Linked DNA regions of Homo sapiens: region 1 is linked to region 2. Evidence: chromatin loops called from intact Hi-C (ENCODE). Cell type or tissue: CD4-positive, alpha-beta T cell. All regions are shown on one strand. Each heading gives the region's core, and the rest is flanking DNA. Links, peaks and the distances in the headings are about the cores only. Region 1 overlaps DLGAP4-AS1 (DLGAP4 antisense RNA 1). Region 2 holds the start of SLA2 (Src like adaptor 2).

The links. Hi-C counts contacts between places; a loop is a spot of excess contacts. Peaks named below come from ENCODE experiments on the same cell type or tissue, not always from the same donor. Only the 100,000 strongest peaks of a DNase experiment are listed, where the experiment ranks them.
Region 1: a loop joins it to region 2, with 13 times the contacts of the local background. A loop is called at or near these places in 3 of 110 quality-filtered maps.

Annotation. Positions count from the first base shown.
Region 1 is chr20:36,555,064-36,557,973 of GRCh38, reverse strand. All of the region lies in intron 2 of DLGAP4-AS1 (DLGAP4 antisense RNA 1), which reads left to right. Among named protein-coding and RNA genes, the nearest start is that of MYL9, 15 kb to the right of the region's middle. In CD4-positive, alpha-beta T cell, for the core only: CTCF peaks have their summits at 1,068 and 1,267 (motif pointing left); a DNase peak (open chromatin) is centred at 1,293.
Region 2 is chr20:36,644,694-36,647,603 of GRCh38, reverse strand. SLA2 (Src like adaptor 2) reads left to right here and starts at 1,408. Exons shown (of 8, transcript NM_032214.4): 1 at 1,408-1,767. In CD4-positive, alpha-beta T cell, for the core only: no CTCF peak of the experiment used is centred there; a DNase peak (open chromatin) is centred at 1,373; H3K4me3 peaks cover 1,563 bases; H3K27ac peaks cover 1,886 bases.

The sequences.
Region 1 (2,910 bases), core at 156-2,655, 90 kb after region 2:
GTGGGGATGATATCCAGTTTGCTGGCATAAGACTCACTTACCCTTTTCCCCCTTTCTAAAAAATGCCTTCTGCAATTTAATTTTAATTTTAATTTTTGTTTTTGTTGTTTTTTGGAGACACAGTCTCGCTCTGTCACCCAGGTTGGACTGCAGTGGCACAATCTCAGCTCACTGCAGCCTGGACCTCCCAGACTCAGATGATCCTCCCACTTTAGCCTCCTTAGTAGCTGGGACTACAGGCATGCACCTTCATGTCAGATTAATTTTTGTATTTTTTGTAGAGATGGGGTGTTGCCATGTTGCCCAGACTGGTCTTGAACTCCTGTGCTCAAGTGATCCGCCTACCTTGGTCTCCCAAACTGCTGGCATTGCAGCTGTGAGCCGCCTTGCCTGGCCTATTCTGCAGCTTCCCTGCCGTCTTTTTTTTTTTGAGACGGAGTTTTGCTTTTGTTGTCCAGTGCAATGGCGTGGTCTCGGCTCACTGCAACCTCCACCTCCCGGGTTCAAGCGATTCTCCTGCCTCAGCATCCCAATTAGCTGGGATTACAGGCATAGGCCACCACACCTGGCTAATTTTTTGTATTTAGTAGAGATGGGGTTTCACCATGTTAGTCAGGCTGACCTTGAACTCCTGACCTTAGGTGATCCACCCGCCTCAGCCTCCCAAAGTGCTGGGATTACAGACATGCACCACCGCGCCTGGCCTTTTTTTTTGAGACTGAGTCTTGCTCTGTTGCCCGGGCACTCCACTCACTGCAACCTCTGCCTCCCAGGTTCAAGTGATTCTCTTGTCTCAGCCTCCCTAGTAGCTGGGATTACAGGAGCCTGCCACCATGCCCAGCTAATTTTTGTATTTTTAGTAGAGACGGGATTTCACCATGTTGGCCAAGTTGGTCTGGAACTCATGACCTCAAGTGATCCGCCCACCCCAGCTTCCCAAAGTGCTGGGATTACAGGTGTGAGCCACCATGGCCAGCCTTCCTTACCATCTTATAACATGCCCATATTGTGGATGGAAGAGAATGGTGCAAAGTGGGGCCCTTGGGCACCCCAATATAACATGCCCATATTGTGGATGGAAGAGAACGAGTTAGGCTCTTGAGGGCTTCATAGGCCTGGGGCTGCTGGTCCCTTGAGATTGCTTTCTAGCATCTTGCAGTTTGGGGGACCTTACAGGTGCCAAAGAGGCCATCCGTTGTCTGGGAAAGCAGACGGGGCCAGGAATTCTGAGCATCGCGGCCCAAATTCGCTGGGTGACCTTCGTCGTCCCCTAGTGGTGAAGTGTGGCAACATCATATCCGGCAGGAATGGGTTTTGTGGCTTTGTGCCAGATTTTGTTGACTTTTGCTGCAGGTGCTGGGTAGGAATTCCCTCAGTATATTTTTTGCACTGTGGCTTGCTTTTTAGTTGCTGTTATTTGCTTGGGTGCAGTTCTCGTATTTGCTTTTACACCATTATATTTATTGAATGGGGCTTCAGTTGCCAGCAAATCCTGTGTGTTTTGTTACTATATACATGTTGAGCATCCCTGATCTGAAAATCCAAAGTCTGAAATTCTCCAAAATTTGAAACGTTTTGAGCACCAACATGACGCCACGAGTGGAATATTCCATAATTCACCATGTGTGACGGGTCACAGTCAAAACTTTGTATTGTGCACAGAATGATTAAAAATATTGTATGCCAGCCTGGGCAACATGATGAAACCCCGTGTCTACAAAAAATACAAGAATTAGCCAGGTGTGGTGGCGCACACATGTAGTCACAGTTACTTGTGGGGGCTGAGGCAGGAGGATTGCTTGAGCCCAGGGTGTCAAGGCTGCAGTGAGCCATGATCGCACCATTGTACTCCATTCTGGGTGACAAAGATAGACCCTGTCTCAAAAAAAAGATCTCTGGGTATTTGCGGCGCGTCCCATCTGGCTCCACATCCTTCTCCTTACCTTGCCCCATTCTCTAGCCCAGAGACCACGGGCAAAGTTCCTCCTTCAGTTTGGCTTTGTTCTTTTTTTAAGATAGAGTTTCGCTCTGTTGCCCAGGCTGGAGTGCAGTGGCGCGATCTCTGCTCACTGCAACCTTTGCCTTCCAGGATCAAGTGATTCTCCTGCCTCAGCCTCCCCAGTAGCTGGGATTACAGGCATGCACCACCACGCCCGGCTAATTTTGTATTTTTAGTAGAGACAGGGTTTCTCCATGTTGGTCAGGCTGGTCTCGAACTCCCGACCTTAGGTGATCTGCCCACCTCGGCCTCCCAAAGTGCTGGGAGTACAGGCATGAGCCCCTGCGCCTGGGCGATTGGCTTTGTTTTTTCATCAGTTAAAGGTAATGACCAGGGTTCCTCCTGAATTCCAGATAGACCTCAATCAGTTCTTGTGTCCTTTCTCCATCCATGCTTGTCCTTATTGAGGTTTATTCATCAGGTAGGACCCTGTTAATTTCAGGTACTATCTTATATAAGCTTCACTCTTTCTCTCTTCCCAGTCAGCGTGGCCCCATCTCTTCCTTGTCCTCCTCACTTGCATATGACACACTGCATTCAGGACACAAGGCCATCAATATGTCCCCAGGCACTACCTCTAAGCCCCACCTCACCCTAGGAATCCACTCTTGAGGGTTTTGAATGGGTCCTTGGCTATGTATGAAGAGTCCCCTGGGCAATTCTGCAGTGGTTAAGTCTGCATGTTTTAAAATTACACTGAAGTTCTTGGGCGATACTCTCATCCCATGTCTTTTCTCCCTCATATTGCTTTTGATATGCAGCCCTGTTGAGGTATGGACATTGAGTCCTGCATGGTATCCACAGTATGCATTCATCACGTTTCACTTACTGATTTTCCTCTTGATAGATAAGTAGGTCCCCTCCAGTTCCCTGTTACTGTCAGTGCTGCCTCAGTGAACTGTTCCTGCCCC
Region 2 (2,910 bases), core at 147-2,646:
TCCCTCCCTGCCAAGGCCCACATCCCTGAGTGGCTGTCACCCATTCTAACGTCCTGATTAGAACTCTCTTGCAGAAGTGTGCCTCCACTCTGGCTCCTTCAGCTCTGTGTGCCAAGTGCCTACAAGGATAAAAATCAAACCAGCCTTCCCTAGGATCAAAGGAGAACCTGAGCAGGAGTGCTGTAGCTGGCAAGGCCCCAGAAAGGGCTGCATGGGCTGAGCTGGAGTCAGGAATCATTTCAGTGCAGTGGGCCCTTTGTCTCCAAGAGTACTAATCCCCCTAATGGGGAAGCAGCGAGAGGGTGTGGTTAAATCTTAATGAAGAGTGGGACTGAAGGTAACACACTGATCAAAGACAATTCAGCCAGAGTCAGATTCTTTATCCTAGACCAGTGATTCTCAAGCTTGGGCATGGACTGTGGCTCATGCTTGTAATCCCAACACTTAGGGAGGTGGAAGTGGGAGGAACAATTGAGGCCAGGAGTTTGAGATTAGATGGAGCAGCACAGTGAAACCTCATCTGTACAAAAAAAATTTAAAATTAGCCAGGAGTGCTGGTGCACACCTGTAGTCCTAGCTACTCAAGGCTGAGAAGGGAGGATTACTTGAGCCTGGGTCAAGGCTGCACTAAGCTATGATTGTGCCACTGCACTCTATCCTGGGTGACAAAGCAAGACCCTGTAAAAAAAAAAAAAAAAAAAAAAAAAAAAAAATCAAGCCTGGGCATGCATCGGAATCACCTGGAGGCATGAAAACAGATTGCTGGGCCTACCTCCAGAGTATGATTCCATAGATCTGGGATGCGGCCTGAGAATTTGCATGTCTAACAAATTCCCGCTGAGGCTGCTGGTCTAGGGACCATACTTGGAGACCACTGTCCAGATACTGCTGCTATTCAAAGTGTGGTCCCCAGACTGGCAACATGGGGGTCACCTGGGAGCGTATTAGAAATGCAAAATACTGAACTCTGCCCCAGACCTTCTGAATCAGAGCCTGCAGTGCAACAAGATCCCCAGGTGATTCCTATACACATTAAAGGCTGAGAAGGCAGTGCTTCCCACACTCGTCAGTCAAGGGAATCTCCTGCAGGGTTTAAAATTTAGATTCCTGGGCTCCCTATCTGGAGACTTGGATTTAGAAAGTTTGGGAGATCCCAGAAATTGCTACAATTAAGTCCCGCTGAGTGATTATTATGGTCAGGCCAGCATGGGAACTCCGGCTCATTTTCCTCAGTCCTGTGTTCCTTGGACAAGACTAAGCCACAAAGCCAGAGAAAAACCTTTTGCTCCACGATCATGACAAGGCAGCAGCTGCTCCCCTAGAAACAGGAACTTGGGGAAGGTGGCTCCTCGACGGTCTGTGATGCCGTCAGAGGAAACGGGTGGTTGTGAGAACCACAGAGTCTGCAGTCGGAGCTAGAGCTCCAAGGACCCCACGCCTGTGTCTCTGTGACAGAGCTCAAAGGGCCCTGGGCCTTCCCTCCCTGGCTCGGCTGTGCTTGGGAGGGTTCCCCAGTCCAGAATCCCTAAGGAGCATGGGGCAGCTGATCCATCCCTGGTGTACAAACTGCTGACTGCAGACAGATGCTGAGCTACCCAAACCAACACCTAGCCTCTCCCTGAAGATCCTCCCAGGCTGAGAGAGTTCTGGGTGTCCTAGGACCAAGGACACTGGCAGACTTCCAGAAGGGCCCCCAAAGCCCTAACCTGTCCAGCCAGAGCATGCGTCTCAGCAGAGCTGTCTTCCCAAGCCTTTGATGACAAACCAGTAAGTATGCTTGCTTTTGTTCTTGGATGGCCTGGAGACAGGTGAGGAAGAATGGTCTCCCCTGCCCCGACTGGGACTGGGCTTTATTTGCTGTTGGGAAAAAAACAAGCTCAAGGAGAAGGGGGAGTGGTTCTACTGAGGCTGTAAAGAGGGGTGGTTTCTGGGGGTCCCAGAAGAACCAAGACTCACCTGCTCCACCTTTGACCTCCTCTTGGAGCTTACGCTCTTCCGTGCAGCTTGTCTTCACGCCCGTCCTAGTCCCATCTCAGGTGCGCACTTGCTGTGTGACTTTGGGCCCCTCTCTGCGCTGCAGTCAGACTCCAAAGTCAGGAACGTGAGGGCTACCATCTCTCAAGACATTTCAGCTGTAGAGCCTACAGTGCACTCTCACTCTCAAAGGGGTGATATTTCTCAATTGGAAGAGAGGGAGAGGTCTCCCTTTAACTCAATCCAAATTCATTTTTTTTTTTGAGTTGGGGTCTCATTCTGTTACCCAGGCTGGAGTGCAGCGGCGTAATTATGACTAACTATAGACTTGAACCACTGGGCTCAAGTGATCCTCCTGCCTTAGCCTCCCAAGTAGCTGAGACTACAGGCATGTACCACCATGCCCAGCTAATTCGTTATATTTTTGTAGAGATGGCAGGCGGTGGTGGGGGTGGGGGTGGGGGTTCTCACTATGTTGCCCAGGCTGGTCTCGAACTCCTGGCCTCAAGCAATCCTCCTGTCTCAGCCTCCTAAATTGCTGGGATTACAGGCATGAGCCACTGTGCCTGGCCAAATTCATCACTCTTACCCCCACTGCTGAAAAATGATCTTCAGAAGCACAAAATACACATGATGGCAGGCCCAGTCCTGCACGAATGGGCTACATGAACAGAATCACATGGTTGTCCTCTCAGGGACTTGGTCACTGTATCTGAAATGGGACCCAAGTGAGATACTGAAAAAAAAAAAAAAAAAAAAAACACAATATTCTGGGCAGCGTGCTCATCTCGGCTGCCGTTGACTAACTTTTTCCTTTCACCCGATGCCTCATGTCCTCCGGAAAGTGCCTGGCACATAGTAAGTTTTTCAAAAATTTGTAGAGTTAATGATTTGATGCTGTCTTACAAAATGTGCGGCTAATACTCTGCCTCCTCC